2 separate regions of the Mus musculus genome follow, and region 1 is linked to region 2. A link is a contact called in ENCODE POLR2A ChIA-PET data. All regions are on one chromosome and are shown on one strand. The core of a region is the stretch at or near the end of the contact, and the rest is flanking DNA. Distances in the headings are between cores, read along the strand shown.

Region 1 (6,721 bases), core at 2,441-4,940, 61 kb before region 2:
TGTTTCTTTGAGACAGGGTTCCCCTATGTAGCCCCAGCTGTCCTGGAGCACACCCTGTAGGCCAGATTTGCCCCCAAACTCAGAGATCTGCTTGCCTCTGCCCACCAAATGCTGGGATTAAAGGCCTGTGACACAATGCCCACCATTTTATTTCTTTTTGCATTTTTATATTGCTGATACACGTGTGTATGCGCGTGTGCGAGCATGTATGTGTATGTGTGTGTGTGTGTGTGTGTGTGTGTGTGTGTGTGTGAATGTGCATGCGTGCGTGTGCTCCATGTGTATGTATTCATGCACCTATGGAGTTTCCTGGCCAGGGCTCCTCAGGATGAGGCTGATTTTCAGGACCCTGGGCTAATGATTGGGCATAGTAAATAACAGCAGCCTCGCAGTTTTCCTGGGATGATCTGGCCAGTCTCATTCCCCTGAATTGGACTCTGAGACTTGGCCATAGGCCATTATCATCATTTGCCAGCCAGTTTCCTAGGGAAGTGGTAATGTTGGAATTTTAACCTACACATGCTTAGCTCAGAGCCTTCGAGCTTTTCACCACCCCTGTGGCTCACTGGATGAAGGTGGAGGAAATCCTCACTAGTTCTTCTTTTTTTTTTTTTTTTAAAGGTTTTTTTTGTTTTGTTTTTTTTAAGATTTATTTATTTATTATATGAGTACACTGTAGCTGTCTTCAGACACACCAGAAGAGGGCATCAGATCTCATTATGGATGGTTGTGAGTCACCATGTGGTTGCTGGGATTTGAACTCAGGACCTTTGGAAGAGCAGTCAGTGCTCTTATCCGCTGAGCCATATCTCCAGCCCCCACTAGTTCTTCTTTAACCTTGGTGCCCACAGTGACTCCCCAGCCCTTTCCTCCTGTGTCACCCTGCTGTTCTGGCTTCCAATCTGGTGAGCCCTCTTTCCTTGCCCCCACTGCACCATACTTAGGCATTCTGGGTCAAGTAGAAAAAGCTAAATGGAAGAACTAGAACCAGTATTAAGGCATTTACTTGCTGTGTGACTTTGGACAACTCACTTAACCTTTCTGAGTCTCAATGACTGTAGACTGACTGTATGTGTTGGTTGGAGGAACGGGAGGAGATGTTTGTGGGGCTGCTGTCATGTGTCAAGTTCCTCTGGACTCGAGTCTCTGTGGACACCAAGGTGGGTCTGGCTGACTGGGGAACTGTATCTCTGGAGTGCTGCCTCATGGGAAAGGTGTGGCTAACTGTGCTGTGAGGTTAAGTAACTGCAGCTTTGTGACTGCCAACCGGAGATGAGGCCCAGACAGGCAATGGGGCTGGAAATTATCCGGATCTGACACCAGAGAGGAATTGGTTCCAGGTTGCTATGTTTTTCTAGGCGGAGTCAGGATTCGAACCCAGGTTCTGCATTTTCAGGTCACTCTGGCTCTTGGCTTGTCCCCAGCACTGTCTGGCCTGTTGCAGATTAAAGACACAGACTAGGGAAGGGACTAGGGCTGGGTTAGAAAGAAATTGTGGCTGGAGTTGGGGAGGGGGCAGAAAGTAGCTCAGCTGGTAGAATCCTTGTCTAACCTGCACAGAGCCCTGAGTTAGATACCCCTCCCCCTGCCCCCAGCATTGCCTAAAACTGGGCGTGGTGGTGCTGACTCCCAATCCAACACTCAGGGGTTCAAGTAGGAAAATTAGAAGTTAAAGGTCATCTGGCTATGTATTGAGTTCAAGGCCAACCTCTTTCCATGAGTTCCTAAATGGCCTCCCCTCTCTCTCTCTCTCTCTGTTTCCATTCCCCTTCCCCCTTTGTTTCCACTCCCTTCCTTACTCCCCTTCCCATGCCCTAAATAAACTCTGTTCTACACTATGTAGTCCTATGGCTGGTACCTCAGGGGGAAGGGATGTGTCAGCATGGGCCTGCAGTGGCACACCCCTCCCTCCCACATCAGTCACCATACCTGGCTCCTGGCTCCTGAACATATCCTCCACTCTTTCTTTCTCCTCCTCCTCCTCCTCCTCCTCCTCCTCCTCCTCCTCCTCCTCCTCCTCCTCCTCCTCCTCCTCCTCCTCCTCCTCCTCCTCCTCCTCCTCCTCTTCCTCCTCCTCCTCCTCCTCCTCCTCCTCCTCCTCCTCCTCTTCTTCTTCTTCTTCTTCTTCTTCTTCTTCTTCTTCTTCTTCTTTTTTTGGTTTTTCGAGACAGGGTTTCTCTGTATAGCCCTGGCTGTCCTGTAACTCACTGTAAACCAGGCTGGCCTCAAACTCAGAAATCTGCCTGCCTCTGCCTCCCAAGTGCTTGATTAAAGGCGTGCTCCACCACTGCCCGGAGACTCTTTCTTTTTAATAAAGCACAACATATGGGTTTGCTGCCTTGCCTGGTAAAGAGGCTTTGCAGATGGGAACAAGTGAAGGATGGGAGTGGGGCGGACATTCTAGGGGTGGCCAGCTTCTGCCCAAGCCCTGGAGTTCCTCTTGCCAGTACACTCCCCCAAGTCCTGCATCACATGCTCCAGTGCACTGCTGTCTCTGGTCCTCTACCCGCATGCCTACCGTCTCTGTCTCTGTGACCCACTGGTTCCAAGTCCCTTGACTGATTGATACCTGAGCCCCGGGAAACTGACCTCCAGGGTCTGTATGTGGGAGACTTCTTAGAACAAGGCCATGGCGGATAAAGGGAAGACAGTCTAAGAATAGTCCAGAAGGCCTGGGCCCTTAGATTAGGGCCTGTGTTTCAAGAGTGACTCCAGAGGTTGGAGGCTAGCCCTGCTGACCTTGGCTGTGGGTCAGAGGCAGTAGAGTGCAGGCTCCCCACCTCCCTGCCGCCAGGCAGCTGATCAAACACTGGAGTCAGTACTGCGGCCCTGGCTGCGAGGTTGAGGAAGGCCAGGGAGGAGATGGAAAGACAGAGAAGAAGAACAAAGTTTGGGACGCAGGGTATCAGGGGAAGAGAGTGGATGCAGAGTTTCTGGGAAAGCAGAGTCATCTGACCAGCCCTGTGGTTCCACAGGGCTCTAGGGACTTTGCAGAGGACAAGGCCCTGCCCTCAAGGAGAGCAAACCTCCCCTCCCCACACCAGGGGGACAGGTAAGGACTGACCAGAGTGACCATGGATGGCCTCTCAGCTGCCAACAGAGGCCATGAAGGGGGGGGGGCGTGTGTCTAGTGAAGCCCGAGGCAAGGGACGCAGGAAGAAGAGAGAAGAGACTTAGGAGAGTCAGAGTCCCAGGCTGTCTGCATGCATGAGACCAGCCCAGAGCCGGGGAAACCAGACAGAGCTGCTGCCCTCCCTCCTAGGTATCCATGCACCCCCACCCCCACCCCACCCCACCACCCCACCCCCGCTACTGGTTGACTTTCTTGGTTCCTCCCCTACGGAGAGTCAGACCCAGAAAACCTACCCAGTTCCCCAGACCCCCTGGTGCCCTGGGACCTCTCCAGGCTGCGGTTTTAGTAAACAATTTGGCTCCTTCTGGAGCCTGGGAGAAGAGGCTTCGGCCCCTTCCTTCTTAGTGGGGCTAAGAAATTCTTCGCATTCCCAGTGAAGAGGGCTGGGCTTTTCTTCCTGGTCAGCACCAGCAAGACCCACAGGAGCCGTGTGAAGAAGGAACTTGACACCCCTCCCAGGCTCTCAACGCCCTCCCTGCTGTTGGTCAGTCGCCCCTCAGAACTGCACAGGGCAACCCCGGGCCTGCCAGAAGAGGTCTGACCCCATCGAGCCCTGGGAGTTGGGAGCTGGAGGAGGAAGAGGGGGAGGGGGGTCATCCACAGAACAGGCCTGGCCGGATGCCGGCTATCCTCCTCCAAATGTCCAGGCTAGTCTGGCATTAAGGGGGTATTCCATCCTTATACGAGTGGGAGAGTGAAGGCAGCGTCAGGGAGTGTGATAGAGGGTCACTTATGCTGTGACCTCAGGAAAGGGAGCCTGGAGCTCAAGCACAGGGTGGGGCACTTCGTTAGCCAGCCACACCAGCATATATCCTCACACAGCCTTGTGATTGTGACTGCATAAATCACAGGTGAAATCAGAGAGGGTAACTAACTTATGCAAGGACACACAGCAGATAAGTGCAAAGCTGCGTTCGGACACCAGAATGTCTGAATTTAAGCAGGAGGTTCGGTACCCCTGGGGAAGGGGAAGGGAAAAGTACCAGCCTGGCTAGATCAGTGAGACAAGGAGGCTCAGGGCTGTGGCTTAGATGGGAGGGGAGGGGAGGCCACAGGAAGCTAGGCAGCCAGGCAGGTCTGCAGGGCCAGGCCAGGTGGACTCCAAGAGGACACAGTGACGAGTGTCCCTTGTCGAGTGTCTGGTTTTCAGAGCTTCTGTGCTTTGGAAAGGTGGTTTACTAGTGGGAGGCTGACTGAAAAGATAAGCCAACTTCTAAAACCCTTCTGTAAGGTTTCAGGATGGCCCTGTAATCAGAAAGGGGTCAGTGGGTACTCAGATCTCTGCAGTGAGATGCACAGCAGCTTGCTCTGGGCAAGGATAGGGAGAGCAGGCATACTGGGGCAGAGTCTGGGAGTCTTGGTTCTACCTAAGGGCCTTAAACTCGGCTCTGCAAGCAGTAAGACTCTGGGCAGCTCACAGGACCACCCTGAGCCTCCAGGAACCATATGCAGAGAGTGTTAGGGAGTCACCCTGACTCCACAATTTAGCCCTCACTTGCTGACTCATGCCAATGACCCAGAGCCACGCCTTATTAAAGCCTGTTACGGGGACTTTTTTTTTTTTTTTTTACAATCTGCGGAACATAATCACACAGTTAATGTTATTTGATCCTTACACAAACCAAGAAGCCAACGGGGCATGAGTCATCTTCTAGATGAAGAGATGAAGAAACAGAGGTTCTGAGTGGAGCTGTGGTGGTCTGATAAGCTTGTCTCAGGGTGTAGCATTATTAGGAGGTGTGGCCTTGTTGGAGGAAGTTGGGCTTTGAGACCCTCCTCCAAGCTACCTGAAAACAGCCTTCTGGAAGCCTTTGGAAGAAGATGTAGAAGTCTCAGCTCCTCCAGCGTCATACCTGCCATGATGCTGCCATGCTTCCCACCATGATGATAATGAAAACCCTAAGACACCAGGATTCTCTTGTCACCAGGGAGCAACAAGGCTCCCACCCTGGTCATTAGGCTCCCTTCTCAGGCTCCTCTCCCTCTCACACCAAGGGTGTGTTTTCTAGTGTCAATCGGCACTACGCAGCTCGCTGTGTGACCCAGAATTCTGGTTAAAATCCAAATAACAATAAAAGATAACAAGAAGAGGCTGGAGAGATGGCTCAGGGGTTAAAAGCACTGACTGCTCTTCCAGAGGTCCTGAGTTCAATTCCCGGGAACCACATGGTGGCTCACAACCTTCTGTAATGGGATCGGATATCTTCTTCTTGCGTACAGGTGTACCTGCAGATAGAGCATGTAGTCTCTCTCTCTCTCTTTCTCTCTCTCTCTCTCTCTCTCTCTCTCTCTCTCACACACACACACACACACACACACATACACTAAATCTTTTAAAAAGATAAGAATTATAAAAAGACAGTGATGCAGCCTGTAATTCTAGCACTTGAGAAGCTGAGGCAGGAGGATCTCAAGTGTTTCATTATGATAACTATTTTTATCTTATGTTATGTGCTCGAGTGTTTGTTTCACTTGCATGATGCCTGTGCACCACATGTGTGCCTGTCTGGTACCCACAGAAACCGGAAGGAAGCATCCCCTAAGCAGCTCTAGCCCAGTGGTTCTCAGCCTTCCTACGGCCCTGACCCATTAATACAGTTCCTCCTGCTGTGGTGACCCCCACCATGAACTTACTCTGTTGCTACTTCGTAAGTGTAACTTTGCTACCGTCATAAGTTGTGATGTAAATATTTGATCTGCAGGATATCTGATAGGAGACCCCCTGTGATAGGTTCGTTCCACCTACAGGATGAGAGCCATTGCTTTAGAGTTACAGACAGTAGTGAGCTATGGTTTGGGTTCTGGGACTCAAACCTGGGTCCTCTGGTAGAGTTTTCTCTCCAGTCTGTGGATCACTACATACTGACTTCAAGACAGTACAACCCTTGTCTCAAAAAGCTAAGTGGAGCTGGGCCTGTAGCTCAGTGGCTTGCCTCACGTGTGTAAGGATTTGGGTTCAATCCCCAGCACTTCCAAGAAGATAACTATAATAATTATAAGAGAACTAACTAGACCCAGAGGCCCACCCACCGTGTGGCCCACTTCCAGCAGGAGCATGTGCGATTATATTGTGGAGAGGCAGGAGAGACAGTGAAGTGGAGCAGTTGGAGCACTATGAAGAGAGGAAGAACTGGAAACACAAAGGTGGTAAGGAACCGGCTTAATGTGAGTAGCCTGCGATGCCACCTGAGGCCGTGAAGTCAAACCCCATGCTGACACTGAGGTGCCATGTCTGGGCCTGTGGCCAGGCAGCAGCCGGGGTTTACGTTGACGTCTATGGCCCATGTTACCACCAAAGACCAGATGGACGTTCCTGGCCTGGGCTGCCTCCTGGACCATGTTGGTATTCAAGGGCTGTGCAGAGCTGGCCCTGCTCCTCATGGGTTGTGGCACTTGGAGAGCAGGTCCTGCACTTGCCTGGGAAGCACAGTAGAGTTGGGCCTGGTGGCTGGGTGCGGTTGAGATGCCCCAAGGGTATGAAATTTGGAGAGCTGGCCCTGCCCCACACTGGCTGCAGCTGTGGCACTGGGTGAGCTAATCAGGGCAGTGCTGGAGAACTAGCCCTGGTGGTAAGGGTGTGGAAGAGTT
Region 2 (6,416 bases), core at 795-3,294:
AAATCTAAGCACCCAGCATCCAGCAAGCATTTTGTGAAGCTGGCTGGTGTTTGTAAAAAAAAAAGTTTGGAAATGTGTGTCCGTCCGTCCGTCTGTCCGTCCGTCCGTCCGTGTGTGTGTGTGTGTCCTCCTGTGGCTTGAGATGAAAAATAAAAGCCAGAGCTCCTTGAATGAAGTGCTCTGGGGTTGGGGTGGGGGCTCTCATAGCTCTGACCCTGTGCAGTTTCTTCCTACAGGTCTGAGCTGATCTTATCCTGGAGACCAATCTGGAAGCCAGCCCTTTGCAAGGCCAAATTCTGACTAGAGCTCTTGACAACATTTTGGGAAAGAACAGCTTTCTTGGAAGGGATAAATCATGTTGAGTTGGTTTAGGCAGGGTGTGACTTCAAGCCCCCCGAAGTATGCAGCACCAATGACTGACTCATTGTGAATTCAGCCATGACAGAGAACTCATGACAGAGCAGGAGACACTGTAGGGGGAGGGGCTGCTTGTCTGGGGCCACCAAACCCTGCTCCCATGGCCTGGTATCTTCCAGAGTGGTTCTAGAGTTAGGCCAGATTTTCCTTACCTCTCTGCTTCTCCAGTCACCACAGGGGCGGCGGGAATTGCCTGAGGCCCAGAGTCTCCTGTGAGTTATCTTGCTGAGTCTGATTTCTCCTGAAATTTACTATGTCCTCCTCCTTCCAGGAGTGGTGTTCATGGTCAGAGTTCACTCCGGTAGTTGCAGGATCAGTTAAGGGAGACTGTTGGGACTGTCGCTTGTGTTCTAGAAACAAGGGTTAGTGTCTGTCGCACAGTTGCCCACAAGGTGGAGGGGCTATGGTGACAGTGATCCTCTGTGGTTCCAGAGGCCTGGACCTGTGTGTGCTTGTACACTGACGTCTGGACAGTGAGGTGTGGCAGACAGATAGTATGGCTGTGTGAGTGTGCAAGGCAGACCTCAGGACTAGACACTCTGAGTTCAGTGAGGAAGACTGGATGCTGACCTGCCGTGGACACTGTCCCCTCCCCCCAACCCACACAGAGAGCAAGAGGGAGAGAGGAAGGGAGATAGATATTTTATTGGACTCGATTCCTGGAATTCTAACATTTAGGAAAGGAATATTAGACCCTTCCTTCTTCCTCCTTGTGGTCAGATCAGGTCAGGCATTATCCAACACCCACCCGTGTTGGGCAGCCAGCTGCATAGAAGAATGAGATTATTTGGGGAAGTGGCTCTATAATTCAGCTTAGAAAATAATTTTTTAGGGGCTGGAGATTTGACTCTGGTAATTTGTGTAAGGCTCTGGTTTGGAAATTTCAGCACCACCCCCAAATAAAGCAAAAAGAAATTAAAAAAAAAATTTAACTATCAGTAGAGAAAATATGTTGCTGAAGACCTGGTGGGTTTGAGATACAGTGGCTTTCAGAAACCATGGAGTTAGTTGTGTACTTATCTATAGACAGGACCTTGCCATGGCATTTGCCAAGGAGACCTGGTTAGTCTCAAATTCACAGATCTGCCTGCCTCTGCCTTCTGTGTTGAAGGCCTGAGCCTGAGCTACCACCAGGCCCAGGACTCGTTCTGGCCCTGGGTTGCACTGCTCAGCAGTGTGACGTGGACTTGGAGACAGGCATTCTGCATTTTCCCAGAGACACTACCATATAATTAAAGTTTTCGAGTATGGTTATTTTTCTGCGTTGGTTTTCAGCAAGCCATGCTCATACGCTTGAGAGGGGGAAAAAAACCCCTCTCTCAGCAGAACCAAAGGGAAGGAAGGAACCTCACTGTTTGCAGGGCTCCAAGTTACCTTCCTGCATGTGTCGGCAGCAGCCAGCAAACTGGGAGAAGCTGTCTGTGAGAGCACACCACTGGGCTACACAGCTCCGCCCAGAGACAGCAACCCTGAAGTGGTCTGCCAACCTATCAAACTTGAGGGACAGGGAGGGGACAAGCAGGAGCGGTAAGGGGAGGGACCGGCTGCCCCAATCTGGTTGGGAATCTCTTCCTGGAATAACTTGCTTCCCTGCAGCTCCTGATGGCTGAGTGAAAGCTCATTACATGCAGGTGAGGCTCCAGTGTGAGCTCACTGTGCAAATATTGAAGCAATTAAAATTTAAGCCAGAGGCCAGTGTAAATGACTTATCTGCAACCCCTGCCCCGCCTGCTACCTGTCTGGCCTTAGCTCTGGGCCAAGACTGCCTAACCTGTTGTTGAAGGCCCCGCCCCCATCTCCTTCTCCCTCTTCTCCCTGCCCCTTCTCCCCCTCCCCCTCTTCTGTCCTTTCCTTATCTCCCTTCCTCCCTCCCTTTGTCCTGGAGACTTGAGTGCCAAGGTTCTAGGTGCTAGGACCCCAGAAGACATACTTAAGTGTTTTGAAAAGTACAGTTCCTTCCCACAGCATTGACCTGGGGACCCTGGATTGTAAAGAGGGGCAGAGGAAACAGTTCTGTACCTTGGAAAATAAGCAGAGTAGCAGAGATTCTAGGGCAGGACTGAGTTGGGCCATGGTCGGGGTAGACAGGGATAATTTATACCACAGCATTAGGAATAAGCGGGCTGCTGGGTGAGGGCCATGCCTAGGGCTTAGAAGACTCATTCAGCAGGAAACAGGAGGGGGCATACTGCTGGTCTGGGGGATGATGTGAGGAAAGACAACGCTGGTAAAGGCACTGGGGAAAGATTGTCGAAGGCCTTGGGTGTTGGGTTGGGCTCCAGAGGCCTGTGTTGGCCGTTTGCCCTCAAAGTGGAACGATGCATTGTTGGGAGTGGCTCATACCACTTTCTTCCCAGACTGACTTATTCATTCATATAGAAATGGTTTGCGTGGAGGAGACTCATGTCTGTCCTGGAGTTCTTGTGCTATGTACTACATAGGGTCCCTGACACACTGCAAACATGTCATCTGGGCGGCTGTGACTGTAGGACTTCTGGGAATTGGGGTAGGGGTCAGAAGGTAAAATCTGGCAGCTTTTGTCTTGTTCTCCTAGTTTTAATCCCTACCCTGCCTGCCTGGATCCCCCTGGAACTCCCATGCTGGAAACTCCCTAAACTGGAAACTGGATCCCCTGAGTCCTCTACCCTGTCTACACTGGGAAGCTGGATCCCCTGAGTCCCCTACTTTGTCTACACTGCGAACTGGATCCCCTGAGTCCCCTACTTTGTCTACACTGGGAGCTGATTTCTGAGTCTCCTACTTTGTTTGCTCTGGGAACTGAAACCCCTCTGAGTCCCCTACTCTTTCTACCCTGGTCCAGGACTTTCCAACTGCCAGCTTCCCATATGTGGCTACCCACCCCCTCAGTGAAGTATGTAGGGTGAACTCTAAAATACAGAGCCGATGATGTCATTTCCCCTCCCTCACTGTCCCTAGAATAAAGTCCACATTCCTAAATGGCTGATAAGATCTGTTTAGGCAGGCGTTGGTGATGCCTCCAGCCCCTTGTAAATTCACCCCACATTTACTGCCTAGGATGGAATCTACACATGAAATTCTCATGCCTCAATTTTGTGCATGAGAATATGTTCTGGCGTCCTTTGCTGGGCAGAGGGCATTGTGAAGATGACCACAGGCCACATGCCAGTTTTAGAAGAAGGCAGCCAGGCAGGCTTTGGGCTGAATTCCTCTGGGCCTTCTTTCTCTGTTTTCCTTATCTGCCAAGCATCAGCTTGGGCCTGGGTTGGAGAACTGCTAATACAAACAGGTCCTAGCTTCTTCTGTAAGCAAACAACATTCCTGAGGGGTGTGTGTGTGTGTGTGTGTTTGTGTGTTTGTGGGGGTGAGAGGATCCTAGTTCTCTGGCAGCTTCTATCTCCACCCCTCACAACCTGAGGCTACTGAGAAGCTGGCTTTGAGGCAGAGTGGCCCCTTTGTGTACCCTCCCTATGAATAGCCACTGTCCTAGGTGTCTGTGCCAAGGCTCCTTGTGTGCTTTGAGCTTAGCAGCACCCCCAGTAGACATCTTGCAAGTGTGAAAGCTGAGGCCCAGGGTTAGGTAACAAACAGGTGGCCAGTGCCAGGCCAGGCGCAGGTCCAGCTCTTCTGGCACAGTTCGTGCGCACATCCTGTCAGCATTTCCCAGATCAGCTTGGAGCAGTCTTTTCCCCCACAGGATCTTCTCGAGAGCCAAGCCTAATCGGATGAACATAGGCAGGCTTCCTTTGGCCTGCATCAGAGCTCCGCAGGAGGCTGTGGTACTGTACACTTCCTCTGCGGGGAGCAGAACCTGCAGAGTCACAGGGACCCTTCCTAGGGAGGGTGGGGAGTCATTCGTGGAGCAGGACAAAGTAGAAATGTGAAACATTACATCTCTGTGGGAATGTGAACTGTAGCTCCTTCAGCAGTTGTGTCCCCCTCCCCCCCCTTCTGAAGCGGAAGTATTACCGTATTACCTAGCTTTCAGGTCACAAGAGTTGTGAGCAGACAACAGAAGATTGTGGAATTTGAGCCCTGGTCTTTTTGGCCCCCAAACTATACCCATTCTATGTGTTTGGTGCACTCAAAGCATTTGTCTTGGGATTGGAACAAGACAAATGCCCCCATTGATTCTCCAAGTTCTAAGCTGATGGCCGAGATTGATGGCTGCAGCCCTTGTTTGGCAGGTGAAGACAGCCTTTTGCTGATCCTTCTGGTACCCAAAGGTGCAGCACAGGCCCTGCTTGCCAGCATCCTTTCTGGTATATTGGTCTGGTAGGCCCAACTTTGTTTTGATATGTTGGGGTGCCAGAAAGTCCTAGGAAACAATTTAGTCCCATGCAAAGCCTTTTGGGGATGATTAAAATTATCTGCACCCCATTTTTTCTTCATAGATCAAGGCCTCAATTATGCTTTCCCTTTTTGTTTTGAGTGTCTGACAGTCAGTCCATGAATAATGTGGTCTTCCTGGAGATGAGCTGACCATGCCCCTCACTCCTTGACTCAGTAGCTCTCCCTTCTCTTCTGGACTCTGACCCTTGGCAAAGCGGAGGTGATTTCTTAGCCAATTTTGTTCGTTTGTTGGTTTGTTCATTCATTCACTCACTCATTTATTCGGAACTTTAGCTGAGTGCCTGCCCTGGGCCATGCATTGTGCTAAACATTAGAATTGGGAAGACTGAGATGCAGTTCCTGCCTTCAAATGAAACTGTGATTGCAGTTTGGCCGGTTGGTCAGTGTGGTGGACATGAACCCAGGGCACAGGGCCATCAAACAGGTCATCTGCTGTATGAAATCTGAGGGTCTCCTGATGCATAGGACAGACAGTCTCTCGGTGTCCTGATCAGATTGGGTCACGTCTATGGAGTTGGCATGACTGTCTTGGGTAGCCAGATGGACAGAGGCTCAGGCAGGGTGCTCCTCCAGGTGGAGGTAGCTCACTAGAAGGTGCTTGGGTGAAGTGTGGAGAAGGGAAGTGCTCGTCTGGGATCTGATGCCCACGGAGGAAGCCATGGGCTCCCCGACACTCTCCTGATTGACGCACAGCATTACTAACTGCATAGTATTTGCTTGGGATTCTCCAGGTGATGAGCTGGCACTGAGCTGGAACAGCTCCTGCCCTCCTCGCTCGCTCGCTCTGGAGCCGTTGCCGCCCGTTCTCTGTTGCTTACCTGGACTGTTTGCTGCTGCTGAACTTTGTTTTATGACTCACTGAGCTGCTCTGTCGGAAGTTCTGTACACCGCCTCTCGTGTGTCTTAAAATTTTAAATATCCTAATTTTAAAATTAGGATCTTTAGACTATTTACTTATTTGCAGGGATTGAACCTGAGGCTTTGAGCAGAGAACAAGCCCCCCGGGATAGTCATCCCTCGTCCCAGGACGTAAATTCCTTTAAGTGCAGTCTGTTGTGAAGGACAGTCCTATCTTGGTGACAGTGCCATCCACACTAATCGTTGCATCCTAGAATCATGCTAGCCCCAGAATTTCCTTGTTTTGGACACAGGGTCTTGTTGTGTAACCTTGAATCTGGGCTGGCTTCAGCCCCCTAAGCTCTCTAGGGTTATAGGCATATGGTGTCACATAAGGCTCCAGCTAGATAAGTGACCCTCATGCCGAGACCTGTGGAGTGTTTTATTTTGTTTTTGTTTGTTTGTTTGTTTTTTGGAGAAGGGTCTCCATGTACCCTGCCTGGCCTGGAACTTGCTATGTAGATCAGGTTATCTTTCAGTTCATCAAGGTCTGCCTGCCCCTGCCTCTCAGATGCTGGGATTAAAGGCATGTTTCTCCATGCCCAGCTCTGTGCAGTGTGTCTCTCCCCTCCCTCGTGCTGGAGATTGAACCTCGGATCTCCAACATGCTAGGCAAGTGCGTTCCCTCTGCCAGCCATACTCCTGTGTCACAAAGGAGATTGGTCAGACACCTCAGAGCCAGGGAGGATTTTCCAGCTGTGGACCTACTGGTGAGGTGCAGCAGGCCTTTGGCTCTCCTGTCTTCACTGACTTCTGGGGGCGTTTTTTGG

Evidence for each region. ChIA-PET counts read pairs that join two places held with the same protein, here RNA polymerase II (POLR2A).
Region 1: POLR2A ChIA-PET joins it to region 2 with 29 read pairs in Patski. The contact joins two enhancer-like sites. POLR2A ChIA-PET finds 5 or more read pairs at or near these places in 3 of 5 experiments (Patski and embryonic stem cell).

What each region holds. Positions count from the first base shown.
Region 1 is chr15:77,879,868-77,886,588 of GRCm38, reverse strand. No RefSeq gene overlaps it. Among named protein-coding and RNA genes, the nearest start is that of Myh9, 41 kb to the right of the region's middle. Within about 2 kb of position 3,690, at least 2 of the 3 ENCODE cell types and tissues checked have a DNase peak (open chromatin) inside an H3K27ac peak, as active enhancers do.
Region 2 is chr15:77,817,884-77,824,299 of GRCm38, reverse strand. All of the region lies in intron 1 of Myh9 (myosin, heavy polypeptide 9, non-muscle), which reads left to right. Among named protein-coding and RNA genes, the nearest start is that of Myh9, 21 kb to the left of the region's middle. Within about 2 kb of position 2,044, at least 2 of the 3 ENCODE cell types and tissues checked have a DNase peak (open chromatin) inside an H3K27ac peak, as active enhancers do.